2 separate regions of the Homo sapiens genome follow, and region 2 is linked to region 1. Evidence: read pairs that join two places in POLR2A ChIA-PET (ENCODE). Cell type or tissue: PC-3. All regions are shown on one strand.

What was found. Peaks named below come from ENCODE experiments on the same cell type or tissue, not always from the same donor. Only the 100,000 strongest peaks of a DNase experiment are listed, where the experiment ranks them.
Region 2: POLR2A ChIA-PET joins it to region 1 with 6 read pairs; 1 of 35 experiments calls an interaction of 5 or more read pairs at or near these places.

The regions. Positions count from the first base shown.
Region 1 is chr6:137,030,633-137,038,632 of GRCh38, reverse strand. The region is part of intron 1 of IL20RA (interleukin 20 receptor subunit alpha); the gene reads left to right. Among named protein-coding and RNA genes, the nearest start is that of IL20RA, 10 kb to the left of the region's middle. In PC-3, no CTCF peak of the experiment used is centred here; a DNase peak (open chromatin) is centred at 4,642; H3K27ac peaks cover 678 bases.
Region 2 is chr6:138,512,862-138,520,861 of GRCh38, reverse strand. It overlaps a transcript of NHSL1 not described here. Among named protein-coding and RNA genes, the nearest start is that of NHSL1, 17 kb to the right of the region's middle. RefSeq lists an enhancer at 2,677-2,846. In PC-3, CTCF peaks have their summits at 202 (motif pointing right) and 3,102 (motif pointing right); a DNase peak (open chromatin) is centred at 3,111.

The DNA of each region.
Region 1 (8,000 bases):
TGATGTTCTGACAGCATTTTTACATTTTCTTAGTCTACAGTTTATGACATAACACAAAATTTGATATGAGAAACATGAATTAAATCACTTTAATCAATTCCAAGGTCTATCAATTACATATAAAATTGGAGAACAAGGCCAAGGGCAATGGGTCATGCCTGTAATCCCAGAGCTTTGGGAGGTTGAGGCAGAAGGGTCACTTGAGGCCAGGAATTTGAGAGCAGCCAGGAGAGACCCCATCTCTACAAAAAAATTTCAAAAAATAGCCAGGCTTGGTAATGCCTAGCTGCTTGGGAAGCTGAGGCAGGAGGATCACTTGAGCCCAGGAGTTTGGGGCTGCAGTGAGCTATGATCGCACCACTGCAACTCCAGCCCGGGCAACAGAGCAAGACTCTGTCTCAAAAAAAAAAAAAAAAAAAAAAAAAAAGGAGAACAAAAGAACTATAGAAAGAAAGTATGCTAGTCAGAGACATTAAAATTAAATACTGCTTTATCTTTCAGAATTCCTTTTGATGTAGAAACTCAGAGTTGACAGGACCTTAAAAGTCACCCCACCCAGCTGCCACTCTCTTGATTGTCCTCTGCAGCATCACTTCCAAGTAATGACCTGTCTGCTGTGTGAGCACCTCTCATCACAGGATACTCACTACCCTGCACCCAGGCAGGCAGGATGTCCTGTCACTGCAGATTTCAACTATTAAAAAGTTCTTTGATAAAATGAGCTGAGCCTTGATCCTTCAATTTTCACTCACTGTTAGTCCTCATTCTAAGCCAATGAAGTCATGCTGGACAAGCTGTTCAGATCATTGAATTCAACCATCACATTTCCTCTGTGTCTTCTTTCCTCTCCAGAAAACCACCTCCCCAGAAAACTGCTAGGTGCCTTCTCTCTCCCAGTATTTCCAGTATATGTTCCAGTTTGTTTGCAATATCTCGGGCTGACTTCCTATAGATCATGATGAGACTGCTGGTCTACAACATTCTAAACACTGAACCTTGGAAGGTTCATTTACCCTCCAATGATTCAGCATCAGGTTCCTGATGAACACAGGCCTCTGATGTCTAAAAGGAGCCCTCCTTTCTTATCTTTGTTGTCATCTATGAGACACAGACCCTCATTCAAACTCAGAATTTCATATTAGTACAATTTCATTTTGCTCTGGAGGTGATTTTGTTTCTGTTTGCTTCTTACAGCATAGGGAATGAAAGTATGGCATAGTGTTTTATCTAGAACTTGTGATGATGGTCTTAAATGCAACTAAGGCTACTCTTTGCTGAAAGGACAATTTTTATTGACTATAAATATTATCTATACGAAATTGGGTCTGTTTTTTGAGGGTAGCAATCGCTGCATTACACTTTGCACCACCAAAATGGATACTTCAATCACTATCCACTGTTCAAGCAAATGCCAGCTCTACCCACAACACAGAGAAAAGGCATACTTAGTCCTGTACAGACTTGTGGGGAAGCTTTGTTTATACTTCTTGATTTCAACATGTATACCATGTATACTTTTCACCCCGCTTCTTCTCGGCTGCATAGTCCAAAGTTCCATTCCATACAGCTACATTTGCATTTTGATGACGTGGGATATTTTGGCAGCTATGTGCTCCTAGTTAAAGCATTTGTTTACATTATCAACCGTATTTAAATTTCCTCCTTACCAACTTTGCAGGGTTTTCTTTTGTTTTGGTTTTTTTGCTCAACATCAGTCCCCTCATCTTCACTTTCAGGAGACTCCAGCAGCTCTTAGAGCATTCATTTTTCTTTTCAATAAACATTGTGCTCATTGTTGAGGAAAGATACAAGCAAGCAACAGACACCTACTCTATTAGCTTCTCAAGGCTGCCATGGCAAAGTGCCACAAACTGGGTGGCTTAAAATAATGCAACTTTATTGCCTCACAGTCCTGGAGCCTGGAAGTCTGAAATCAAGGTGTCAGCAGGGTGGGTTCTTTCTGAAGGCTGTGAGGGAGAATCCATTCTGTGCCTCTTCGTGCTTCTGGTGGTGCTGGCAATCTTAGGCACCCCTTGGCTTGTAGACACAACACCCTGATCTCTCCCTGATCTTCACATGGCATTCTTCCTGTTTGCCTTCACATAGTCTTCCAGAAGACTCTGCATGTCTGTCTGTGTTCAGATTTCCCTTTTTATGAGGACACCAGTCATACTGCATTTCGGCCCACCCTGATGACCTCATTGTAACTTGCTCATCTCTTTAAAGACCTTATTTCTGAATGAGATCCCATTCTGAGGTACTAGAAGTTAGGATGTCAACATATTTCTTTTGGGCAACACAATTCAACTCATCACATCTACCATACCCTCAAAGACTTATAGAATACCAAGCAGGATCCATGGGCTTGGCATCTATGGTGGAAAAGAATGTTTTCTCAGCCACATGCAGTGGTTCCTCCTCTCCAACATGTTTAGGAGTCTGTGTCCAATGAAGGAAAACTTTTGCAGAAGGGTGAGAGCTGAAAGCCTCTACTGAGAATGTTGAGAGCCCGGACGAGGTCTTCTCTTGTGCTTTCCGTAACTTGACCATAAGGCAGAGCTGTCAATGGGTACTTAATAAAGACTAAAGACATTTAAATTTATCCAGCAGAGGAGCTCACTCTTCTGAGACCTCTGCCTCCCGTCTTGGCTGCTCTAGGGAGCACTTGCCCTGAGAAATCCTCTCCCTTGTTCCAACAAAGACCATTTTCATATGTAAGGCGTAACTACCCATAGTCTTCCAGCCCAGCATCCCTCTCCCTTTCCAACGAACCCATCTATGTTGCAGAATGTCTATAAATTATCTACTAAATGCTCAACTTATTATTTTTAAAATTAGCTTATCAATTTTAAGTGCAAAGTAGAATATCACATGCAGCCCATAATGTAGGGAATGAGGTATTTGAAGTGATCAGATTTAACAAAATAGGATTACCTCAATACCCCATGCATCCATTTTGAGTTTTCAAAACATTTAACTATATCCCGACTCAGTGTAATTTCTAAATAATCCTTCGAGTGATTTTTGCTCACTCATTCATTCAGTGTCATCCTTTTATACATATGGGGAGCTGTTCTAGGCTTCAGGGTGAACAAGAAAACAAGGGCCCTTTCTTCATTTAGTCTTCAGAGAAATATAGACAAGTAAGTGATTGCATTAAAATGTAAATGCCAGAATTGAGGAAAACAGTTTCTTTAGAAGCATAGGATAAGACACCTGATCTAATAATGGTGTCAGGCAGGGCTTCCTATAGGAAGGTCCTTTAAACTGAGACTTATAAGAGTTGTTGGTTAATTAATATACATGTATGCATATGTATATATCACATCACATTCTCCTTACTCAAGGATAAAAGGTGAATCAGAAAAGAAATTTGATATCCAAGTAAATGCCTTTCTATGAATAAATACCTTAAATACTTTTAGTAAAAACCATATTAATTCAATCAGTAGTCATAAGTAGGTTGCCATCTATGTTATATAAAATATTTATAATTCAATATAAATTTAGATCTTTTTAAAAATGTGGTAATATACACCATGGAGTACTATGCAGCCATAAAAAGGAATGGGATCATGTCCTTTTGCAGGGACATGGATGAAGCTGGAGGCCATTATCCTCAGCAAACTAACACAAGAACAGAAAACCAAATACCACATGTTCCCACTCTTTTTTTTTTTTTTTTTCTGAGATGGAGTCTCGCTCTTTCACCCAGGCTGGAGTGCAGTGGCACAATCTCGGCTCACTGCAACCTCCGCCTTCCGGGTTCTCACCATTCTCCTGCCTCAGCCTCCCAAGTAGCTAGGACTACAGGCGCCCGCCACCACGCCCGGCTCATTTTTTTTTTTATATTTTTAGTAGAGACAGGGTTTCACCGTGTTAGCCAGGGTGGTCTCCATCTCCTGACCTTGTGATCTGCCCGCCTTGGCCTCCCAAAGTGCTGGGATTACAGGCGTGAGCCACCGCACCTGGCCCACATGTTCTCACTCTTAAGTGGGAGCTGAACAATGAGAACACATGGACACAGGGAGGGGAACAACACACACCGGGGCCTGTGAGGAGTGCTGGGGGAGGGAGAGCATCAGGATAAATAGCTAATGCATGCAGGGCTTATCACCTAGGTGATGGGTTGATAGGTGCAGCAAACCACCGTGGCATACGGTTTACCTATGTAACAAACCTGCACATTCTGCACGTGTATCCTGAAACTTAAAATAAAATAAAATAAAATATAAAAAATAAAATAAATTCAGGTCTTTTAAATTTAAATATTAGCAAACAAATAAAGCTAAGTCCTGCTATCAGCATATTCCATATATAAATTACCAAGTAGTTAATATTCCTTTTCACATACATTTCTTTCTTAAAACACTAAAAATGAACAAACAAACAAAAATCCAATAATAGCAAAATCCCATGGAAAGGATGATTTTTCTGAGTGGTAGTCATCTAGTGGGTAGGAGTCAGGGGTTTTGTGACTGTAGGACACTGACCTCAAGATCATCGGCAGCCTCAACAAGCCACTGTGGTCTGCGGCTCTTTGCAACACTCACTCAAACCACAGTAATCAAAAGGCACACATTATGCTGTGGCTTCTGACATAGGTACTATTTACCACTTCCTGAGTCAACCCAGTCCTTTAAGGACTCTGTTAACTTTCATGAACAACATCAAAGGAACTGTCTTGCCTGGTCCAGTATCCAAGTTGTTTCTGGAGGTGTTGCAATGAAACAGTGAATTGAATAGTGTCCTCCCAAAAGTAATTTCCACCTACAACCTCAGAATATGACCTTATTTGGAAGTAGAGTTTTTGCAGACGTAATTAGTTCAGAATTTTGTATTGGTCCATTCTCGCCTTGCTACAAAGAAATACCTGTGACCGGGAAATTTATAAAGAAAATAAGTTTAATTGGCACTTGGTTCTACAGGCTACACTGGAAGAATGGTGCTGGCACCTGCTTGGCTTTTGGGGAGGCCTCAGGAAACTTACAATCATGGCAGAAGGCGGAAGGGGAGCAAGCATGTCACATGGCCTGGGCAGAAACAAGAGAGAGCAATGGTGGGGAGGTGCTACACACTTTAAACAACCAGATCTTGTGAGAACTCACTCACTATCAGGAGAACAGCACCAAGCGGGTGGTGCTAAACCACTAATGCCCACTTTGTGGGCATTCCATTCATGAGAAATCCACCCCCATGGTCCAATCACCTCCCACCAGGTCCTACCTCTTACATTGGGAATTTTTAGTACTTCAACATGAGATTTGGGCAAGGACACATATCCAAACTATATAAGATTTCATGATGAAATCATCCCAGAATTAGGGTGGACTGGTGTCCTTGTAAGAAGAGGATGGGACTCAGAAAAACCACATGAAGGCCAAGGTGAGCAGAGACTGGAGTGATGTTGCCATGAGCCAAGGAACACCTGGGGCCACCAGGAGCTGAAAGAGGCAATGAAACATAGTTTTCTAGAACCATCTGAGGGAGTGTGGCCCTGCTGACTCCTTGATATCAGACATCCAGCCTTAGAGCTGTGAGATAATGAATGTCCATTGTTTTAAGCCACCTAGTTTGTGGTACTTTGTTTTGGCAGCCCTAGGAAACTAATACAAGGGACTTGGACTCTTCTTTGTGGGCGTCTCTTCATTATTGCCCTGCTTTTATCCTGATTACTCTTGTTTTATATCTTGTGGCAAAATAATGTAAGTACCTCAAAGAGCCAGTCTTCTGCAAGTCCTGTTCAGCATATGGAATCTCTGTTCATTTTACTGCATTTAGTTACACAACTTTATCAAGGCGTAATTCAGCCTTGAAGAGGTCCGATCCTAGTCCTGGTCACCCTCAAAACAATTCATCATTCTGATAGTGTTCTTGATGGCTACCGAACACTTCTATCTTCCTGGTGTGTGATTGGAAAGTCTGAGATTCCAGTTGAGATCATGCCGTCAATCTCATTTGCCTCCAAATTCCAAGCAACAATCAGCAGAAGTAAATACTATTCATTATTTTCTTGAAAGTTAAAAGAAATGCAACATTGAAATTACTGTACACAAATGCTTCCACCGAAACAGAAAGTGAGAACTTGGAGCCAGGATCTCAGGGCCATGTGGAAAGAATAGCAATCGGGAAATCAGAGGATGGAAGTTCAGCCCCTCCTCGTCCACTGCCCTCTGTGGGCAAGTCACTTACCTTGAATGGGCTTTGGTTTTCTCATCTATGAAGGAGTAGGGTTCCATGATTTCTGAGGCCCAGAGATGACCACTGCCTGGGCAGTACCAGGCCATCACTTCACCTGCCTTGTGCCCTCCACCCGCCTGAGGGAACCTGCCCTGTCACTCTGTCCTTGGGGCTGGCCTTTGTACCCTGGTTCCCACCAGCTGTCTCCTGCCACTGAAACTAGCCCCTGCCTAACCCTCCACATTTCTTACATTTCCCCCAGGAGTCTCCCCACATTACCACCTATGCAACAACACAACAATCTTTTTCCTCTCCACAGAGCTTATTCTAATTCATACCAAGTAGATACCATACTGGATTTATTTTCTTTTTTTTCTTTTCTTTTTTTTTTTTTTTTTTTGAGACAGAATCTTGCTCTGTCGCCCAGGCTGGAGTGCAGTGGCACGATCTTGGCTCACTACAACCTCTGCCTCCCAGGTTCAAGTGATTCTCATGACTCAGCCTCCCAAGTAGCTGGGATTACAGGCACGTGCGCTGCCACGACCGACTAATTTTTGTTTAGTAGAGATGGGGTTTTGCCATGTTGGCCAGGCTGGTCTAGAACTCCTGGCCTTAAGTGATCTGCCAACCTCGGCCTCCCAAAATGCTGTAACTACAGGCATGAGCCAACACACCCAGCCTCATACTGGATAACCATCCTCTTTCATTTTCTTGATCACAACCTGATACAGGATTATACGAAGGACATAGTTCTGTAACAGTGAAGCATCACTTGATGATGGGGATACCTTCTCAGAAGTGTGTCCTTAGGTGATTTCATCCTTGTGCAAACATCATAGAATGTACTTCCCCAAACCTAAATGAAATAGCCTACCACTACACACCTAGGATATATGGCATAGCCAATTTACCCCTAGGCTACCAACCTGTACTGCATGCTACTGTACTGAATACTGTAGGCATTTGTAACACAATAGTATTTGTGTATCTAAAAATAGATACACATCTTATATATACATCATCTTATGGGACCAGCATCATTGACTGAACGTTGTTTTGCAGCACGTGACATTATTTCTGAAGTGTGCACCAGTGGTTTAAGTTGATCTTTGAGCTAGCAGTGCAGTTACCCAGCTACACCCAGCTGTACATTGTATCATCCAGGGCCCCAGCAACAGCACTGCTTGTTAATTTATTGTGGCTGTTATAGGCTGAAAGGTAACTTATGCAGGAAGGGTATCCAGCATAGGTGAGCGAATTGGATGTGCTTGGAGGAAATGGGCTGTTTTAAGTCTTTTGATGTCCACTGCCATTGGCCTGCCATTTGCCTGCTTCCCACAGATAAGTAATTCGTGGCAATGTTTATTACTGATAATAATGGCAGTTATTCATATAATAACAATAGTTATTGTTAACGGTAAGGAACAGTAAATATTTACAATGAATAGTAACTGTTGAGATGGGTGGCTGGGAGGAAATAAGTATAAAAGGTGAGAATGGGTACATAATAGTGGAGGAGGTGAAGGGGAGGTGATGCTGAAAGCATACTCCAGAGATGTCCAAGGAGTGTTTGAATTATCCCTGTACTGATCCACTGGGCAAATTGAAAAGTTACTACGTCTGAGTATTGGGAAACTTTTTTTTTTCATTTTTTCCCTTTGAAAAAGAAAAAGAACCAACTCTTGGGGTTAATCAATAAACCAAAATTATTTTCACTGCCTTTCTCAAATGATTGGTTAAGATTAAATCATTTGAGAAAGGCAACAAAAATAATGTTTGTTATTGCCTTGTCCCACTGTTCCTTTTTCTTTATTCCTTCT
Region 2 (8,000 bases), 1.5 Mb before region 1:
AAGCCACCATATTTCTTTCCTAGTTGATCACAGTAGCTTCCTACTTTTACTTGTCCATGCACAATCTGTTCTCCACACAGTGGCCAAAGAGATCTGGTTGAAGCCCATGTGTTTGTCACAAAAAGTAGAAATCAGTTGTTCTTTCAGGCTCTGTCATAGGCAGTATCTGTGGTAAAATATTTGGAAAATATTTCTGAGAAATATTCTCATTTTTACCAGCAGAGGGAGATTAACTTGGTCAAGGTTATATACAAGTGTAAAAAGAATTAAACTGCTGGGCGCAGTGGCTCACGTCTGTAATCTCAGCACTTTGGGAGGCCGAGGAGGGCAGATTGCCTGAGGTCAGGAGTTTAAGACCAGCCTGGCCAACATGGTGAAACCCCATCTCTACTAAAAATACAAAAATTAGCTGGGTGTGGTGGCACATGCCTGTAGTCCCAGCTACTTGGAAGGTGGAGGGCAGGAGAATTGCTTGAACCCGGGAGGCAGAGGTTGCAGTGAGCCAAGATCGCACCACTGCACTCCAGCCTGGTGACAGAGCGGGACTCCATCTCAAAAAAAAAAAAAAAAAAAAAAAAAAAGAATTAAACTAGGCAGCGTATTCCAGCACTCAGTGTTGGGAGAACTGTGTCCAATTTTGAAATTTTATTGGTTAGTTATTGATATTTATTTTGGTATGATTTTATATGCCAAGACTGTGTAGATTTATATTTTATTCTTTTAAAACAATCTGTTTTGCCTTATTATGTTATTATTGTTATTATTCTTTGTCACTAACCTTAAAGAACACATAACAATTGGATTTGGGCAATAATGAATTGTATACTGAATGCCAACGGTTATGGGAAAAACCCTGTATTCCCCTTGTTTCAGAAAGGATTGAAGGCAGCTGGGAAAGTATAAAACGTGAAAAAGGTTGAGAGGGAGTAGGAAAATTTTTGATCAACTAGTCTTCATCTTTATCAACTTTTTAAGGGATGGCTCTCAAATATGTATTTTTAAAACAAAGAGTATTTCAGTAATATAAATATGGAACAAACAGTTGCCAATCAACTCTATCTGAATACTGAAATGGAGGGAATGGGAAATACTGCCCATGTAAGTGTTCTAGATCTTTCTCCAGCTACCTTGCTAGAGATGCCTAAGTATGTGTGAAGATGTATCCTTTCTGAAGTGCAAGAAGAAACTAGCACCAGACAGCAACCTGCAGACACTGTGCTTGTTTGTAAAAATTTTTCACAAGATTTTCCCACTCCTCTGTTGATTTTCTCACAGGGTTGATGTATCATGGACAATGGGAAAAAAATCTTGTGCAAATGTCATTCCAGCCTTGCATATTAAATTATTCATGTATTGTGATGGTAGCAAATTACTTTCTTCATCTAAGATATTTCTCTGGTTTAAAAAAAAAGACAAGAATGTTAATATTTAATGCTTTTATTACAATATTTGGGTGTTTATGAAGAAGTAAATATTTTTGAGTTATGAGAGACATAAAAATTCCATTTGTTTTTGATAACACATTTTTTTAAGGTCATTGCTTTATCAAAAGGAAAATTGGGTGACAGAGCAGATTTTTTTTTGAAGATTCACTTTCTTTTAAATTTCTACTACTAAATTATGCTTTGAAAAAAATACTATTGAAGTTGTTAGTTGTTACTATACACATGGTAAGGCTTTTTTTTTTCTGTGTCATTCAGAGGAGGCTTATTTACGCAGTGGTGCTCAGAAAAGTTATATTTTCCCATTAGATGGTTAGCTGTGGAGTGTTTTATTCTAAAGTGGCATTTTATTATGTATGTATGTATGTATTTATTTATTTATTTATTTATTCATTTATTTTTGAGACAGTGTCTTGCTCTGTCACCCAGGCTGGAGCGCAGTGGTGCGATCTTGGCTCACTGCATCCTCCGCCTCCCCGGTTCAAGTGATTCTCCTGCCTCAGCCTCCCGAGTAGCTGGGATTACAGGCATGCACCACCACACCCAGCTAATTTTTGTGTTTTTGGTAGAGACGGGGTTTCACCACGTTGGCCAGGCTGGTCTTGAACTCCTGACCTCAGGCGATCTGCTGGCCTTGGCCTCCTAAAGTGCTGGGATTACAGGCGTGAGCTACTGCGCCTGGCCTTCAGTGGCATTCTAGAATGTTCTATTGAAGTTACTATGTCAGTGCTTGGATTTCTTACTGTCTTCCCCATTAGAACGTAGTATGTAGTGAAGAATTAAAGCCAAACATAAACATTTCTAGTTTTGTTTTTGTTTTTTTCCAACTTTAATTATATAGGCTAGCTGGAAGAGTGAGTTAATTTAACTTGTTAATTTCTGAAGTGAGATTGCAACAACCCATGAAATGCTCTGGGTTTTTCTAAAAAAAAAAAAAAAAAAATCATTCCTGTGGACGTTCTACCCTCACTTCTATTATTTTTCTTATATAATGTGAATTTGTGCATCTCTTGAAAAAAAAAAAAACCTGCTGTAATTTTTTAAAGCTCTCCAGAAAGAGAGTCCATGGAAAGAAACCAAACCTGGACTGTGTTGAGTTGATAGACTTAGCAGGTGACACTGTTAAATGCTACTGGGTGAATTCTTGTGGGCCACTGATACAATTTGAGTCAAAGAGTTCTCTGACACTCTTCAGTTTCTGATTCAGGAAGTTCAGATGTATTAATAAATAACTGTATTTCTGGATTTGAAGCAAAACTGAAATAAGAGACCACAAATCTCAGGTGACTTTGGAACCTATATTAGTAATTGTTCTTACTGAAGAACTTGTCCAGAAATCTTGCAGCAGTTTCTCACTCCAGTCCTGTCCCACTCCCTACTGCCCCTCCCCACCATCTGACCTGACTTCCTCCCCTAACCAGCCACAGAACTAACAACGTTCGCTTCCCAGACTCCCTTGCAGCTACAGTACAGGTATGTGACCTAGGCTGTGCCACCCTGACCCACTCATTGGATGTGGATGACAAACTGAGGGATGTTAGGCAGTAGCTGAGTAGGTTGTCTGGATCTACTGGCAAGCCCAGCAGCACTGACCTGCTCTGGGAGCTGCTTCAGTGGCTCCACAAGTGTAGGCATCCACACTTGCGCATGCTCTGTGATGACCAGCAGGTGGCAACAGCAGCAGTGTTTCACTGTTACAGTCCTGGCTGATTGGCAGGTAAACTTATCCTCTGGCCCTCCTGGAGATTCTGAGAACTCCTTAATATCTCTTAATAAATAGGATTTGCTTAATTAATATGATGAAACTGGATTCTATTGTTTGCCTCTAAGTGCTCAGACATTGCTTTCATATCTGCTTTAACAAGGCACTGGCTGTCTTGTTTCAGTAATCTGATGTTCTTTCCCTAAATACTGATAGTGGTTAGATCTTACATGTTCTTTATCAGAATGTATGTGATACTTCAGAACTGTATATAACTAAAATTGGGGAAAACTCAGCATTTAAAAAATGAATACAGAGAAAGCTTTTTATGTCATTGTTACTTTCCATTCATGGGCTTTAATCATGACCATCCAGTTTCTGCAAACCCTACTTGTAGAAAAAAATCAGTCTGACAATGCAGGCAATAATCAGGAACTGAAATATTCATCCAGAATTCTCCAACAACATGAAATCAGAGAGTCTGGTGAGAACAGAGGCTAAGTAGAGTCAGAATGTGACAGTATCCTACCTCCTGGACTGTTGGTGTCGTCTTGGACTAGGTAACACACTTAAGAGAGGCAGAAAGTGTTATGATACAGCCAAAGAGTAGGCATGGGGGAAATCATTGTGCAGAAGATAGACTGTTTACTTCCATCCCTTTCTCATCAACATTATAGTTCACCTTGGATTTAAACATTTTGTCTATTTTTAAAATTTAGTTTTCTATGTCTCTAACGTTTTTCTAAAACACAGAAGACTATTTTGCATGGAAACTTTCATGTTGCCTGGATGCAGTGGCTCGCGCCTGTAATCCCAGCACTTTGGGAGGCTGAGGCACGAGGATTGCTTGAGCTCAGGAGTTTGAGACCACCCTGGGCAACATGGTGAAACCCTGTCTCTAAAAAAAATACAAAGATTAACCGGGCATGGTGGCATGCACTTGTAGTCCCAACTACTTGGGAGGTTGAGGTGGGAGGATGACTTGAGCCCAGGAGGTAGGGGTTGCAATGAGCCAAGATCACACCACTGCACTCCAGCCTGGTCAAGAGAGCTAGACCTTGTCTCAAACAAACAAAAACACGAATTGCCTATTTTCCCAAATTAACAACAACAACAACAACAACAACAAAACAACTTTGATGTTCAACCATTGCTAACTGAGAGTTCTAAGGTCTTTGGCTTGACACCAGTGATGACTTAACTTTTCTAGCCATATCTCCCACAGCCATTGCCACAAACCCCACTTTGTCATCCCAGCAGGCCAGCAGATGGTCTCAGGCACGTTCAGTTGCAGACAACATTGTAAGCAGACGGGGATTTAAAATAGAGTATATGGTATCTACATGATCATTGGAAAAACCTTTAGGAATAGGCCCAAGCTGAACACCCAGGCATAGCTCTCTCAGCTGGCCAAAGGAGCTGTTATCTCTGCCGCAGTCAAAGCTGGCACCCAGGTTTTGACTCCACGCCCACACTCCCTCAGCTGTGTACCTTACCAGCAAAATGATCACTACATGCCTTGCTTCCCACCTCCATGAAAGTAGGGATGGCACACTGAGACTTCAGTTACCTCAACAGTCAGACTTAGCAGCAGAAACAGCCGAAGCCGCAGGAGCATGGAAATGAGGACTTGTATCATCAGTCATGTGCATCTGCTTTGCAAATGCTAGGCCGGCTGCTGAGGCCCCTGTGTCAAAGAGTCTGGGAAATGTGGTTTCCAACTCCCAGCCTCTCATTGTGGTGCACTGGACAAGGAGGTGACTTGCCTGGGACTGTGAGAGACGGCGTGCGCCTTCATGACACACACACTCAGTATTCCCAACTCCAGACGATTCACTGTCTTCTTTATGCCCTCTTGTTGAGTTGGAATGTGTTTCATATCTGTTTTCCTCTAGCAAACGTTTACCTACCCATCCAGGCCTAGCTCACATGTCACCTGCTACGTCAAGTTTTCCCCGATACTATTAACTTCCAGCCGTTAGAGTTATGCACTTCCTAATTTAAAATGTACCTTATTCCCATTTTATTGAATTCTGTCTTCTTCCGTCCAATAGAATGCCTGATGGACAAGAAATAGATAGTTTATTTCTTTATTGCATCATTTGATCAACTAACTTACTGGCATCTCCAAAGCCAATATGGCCCAGTTCCTGTCCTCCAGGAGCACAGCTCCTAGCAGGGAAGACAAATGAGCACAATTATGGAGCGGATAAGCCATAAATAAGTGAAAAATCCACCCTCCTGGGGAGAGGATGCGAAAGACTAAAAAGTCAGAGAAGGCTTCATAAGAGAAAGTTGTCTTTGTTTTGATGTCTCTGGTGCCTAGAGTATTGTTTGGTGTGTTGAGTCCTTAATGAATGAGATGAGGCTGAAGATGAATGAACTGATTTCTGTGAATGAACTTTTGTCTCCAGTTAAAAGCTCCCTGCCAATCTTAGTGGCTGCAGATATTTTACAGCGGTCTCCTGTTAGCCTCAGTTTTTGCTTCTCGTGGTTTCAGTTACCCATGGTCAACTGAGATCTGAAAATATTAAGTAGAAAATTTTAGAAATAATAATACATAAGTTTTGAATTGTGTGCTGTTCTGAGAAGTGTGGTGAACTCTCTCACCCTCCTGCCCCATCCTGCCCAGGATGTGGTCAGCTGATCCACACTGTAGACACTGCCTGCCCGTCAGTCACAGTTATCAGATCTGTCGTGGTATCTCATCATGTAGACACTTTTTTTTTTTAATCTTACGTCCTCAGAAGAAGGGTGAATTCAGTACAATAAGATTTTTGTTGTTGTTGCTGTGTGAGACAGGGTCTTGTGTTGTCGCCCAGGCTGGAATGCCGTGGTGTGACCACAGCTCACTGCAGCCTCGAACTTCTGGGCTCAAGCTATCCTCCCACTTCAGCCTCCCGAGTAGCTGGAACCACAGGTGTGAGCCACTACATCTGGCTGATTTGTATTTTTTATTTTTTGTAGAGACAGAGTCTCCCTATGTTCCCCAGGCTGGTCTTGAACTCCTAGGCTCAAGCCATCCACCTGCCTCGGCCTCCTAAAGTGCTGAGATTGCAGGAGTGAGCCACCATGCCTGGCCACAATAAGATATTTTGAGAGAGAGAAAAAGAGAGAGGGAGACCACATCCACATAACTTTTACTATAGTATACTGTTGTCATTGTTCTGTTTTATTATTGTTAATCTCTTACTGTGCCTAATTTATAAATGAAACTTTATCGTGGATATGTATGTGTAGGAATAAATGTAGCATATGTAGGGTTTGGTACCATCTGTGGTTTTAGGCATCCACTGGAAGTCTTAGAGTGTATTCCTTGTGGATAAGGGAGAACTACTGTATTTTTTTTAACATCCTAAGAATAAAGTTTGTTTTGTTTGTTTGTTTGTTTGTTTGTTTTGAGATGGAGTCTTGCTCTGTCACCCAGGCTGGAGTGCAGTGGCGTGATCTCGGCTCACTGCAACCCCCTCCTCCCGGGTTCAAGCAATTCTTCTGCCTCAGCCTCCTGAGTACCTGGCACTACAGGTGCTCACCACCACGCCCGGCTAATTTTTGTTATTTTTAGTAGAGACAGGGTTTCACCATGTCGGTCAGGCTGGTCTCGAACTCCTGACCTCAGGTGATCCGCCCGCCTTGGCCTCCCAAAGTGCTGAGATTACAGGCGTGAGCCACCACGCCTGGCCAAGAATAAAGTCTTTAGAGTTGGTAATGTAAACTATTTCTTTTCCTGCTGTATTAAATTCATTCATTTAATAAAATAATATGAATTGCATGCCCACAGTGTATCAAACCTGGCACTGGGCACCTTGTTGCTGTAGGTTCAGTGAGCCATGGCCTCTGTATCATGGTCCAGATCATGTGTTTAGTGGGAGATTAAACAAATTAGTCATTGAACAAATCACTACAAGTAGTAGTGATATAGAAGAAAAGTATAGGTTTCGATGAAAGTGAACAATGGGAGGTCTAAATAGAGTCCAATTCAGACCTTGAAGAAATGGCAAATTAATCTGAGACCCGAAGGATGATGGGAAGAGAGTGGGTAAAAGGCCAATCCACTGGCCCTCTGTCTCTTTACACAGCAACTAAGATAACTCTTGCTTCTTCCTTTACCCACCAGCCCCTGTAATCATTTGATTGCCAAAATATCTGGTATTCAAGAAAATAAAATCCAATTTCAACACACAGGGAAACTTTTCAAAAAGTTACTCATCCCAGCTACTTGGGAGGCCGAAGCAGGGGAGGATTGCTTGAGCACAGGAGTTGGAGACTGTGGTGAACTGGGATCTGCACTCTAGCCTGGGTGACAGAGTGAGTCCCTGTCTCTGGAAAAAGAAAAAAAAAAGTTACTTACATTCATGAATAAATGTTAGGTTTATTCATAAATGTGTGGACATTTTTGTTTAGTATTTGCAAGGCGTTTCTTAAGGAAAATTTTCATAAAGGTTAGAAAATTATGGCACTATGTGACAAGAATGCTTTAAAGTTCGCCAGGCTCTTTTCCTTCCCAACCCATTTCTATGAATGTTACCTGTTGTCCCATTGTATCCATTTTCACAACAGCTGGTTTTGCATGGCACCGAGGTTGGCACTGTGCAAAGTGAAGGGCATGGAGTTGGCTCTGGCCCTCCAGGAGCTTCCAGAAATATCAGAGGGGGTGTCTGCCATGTGTAGAACACATAGCACATCAAGTACGAATTTTAAATGAACATGTTAGTTTAGGTCTGGGTAACTGATGGCAGAGCACGAACAGATTGAGGGTAGGTGCATTTTATTAGGAAACCAGGAGGAAGAAACACATTAGTTGTGGAGAAGGGAGGTAACACCGGGGAAAACCCCATCTAGACAGGGCAGGCTGA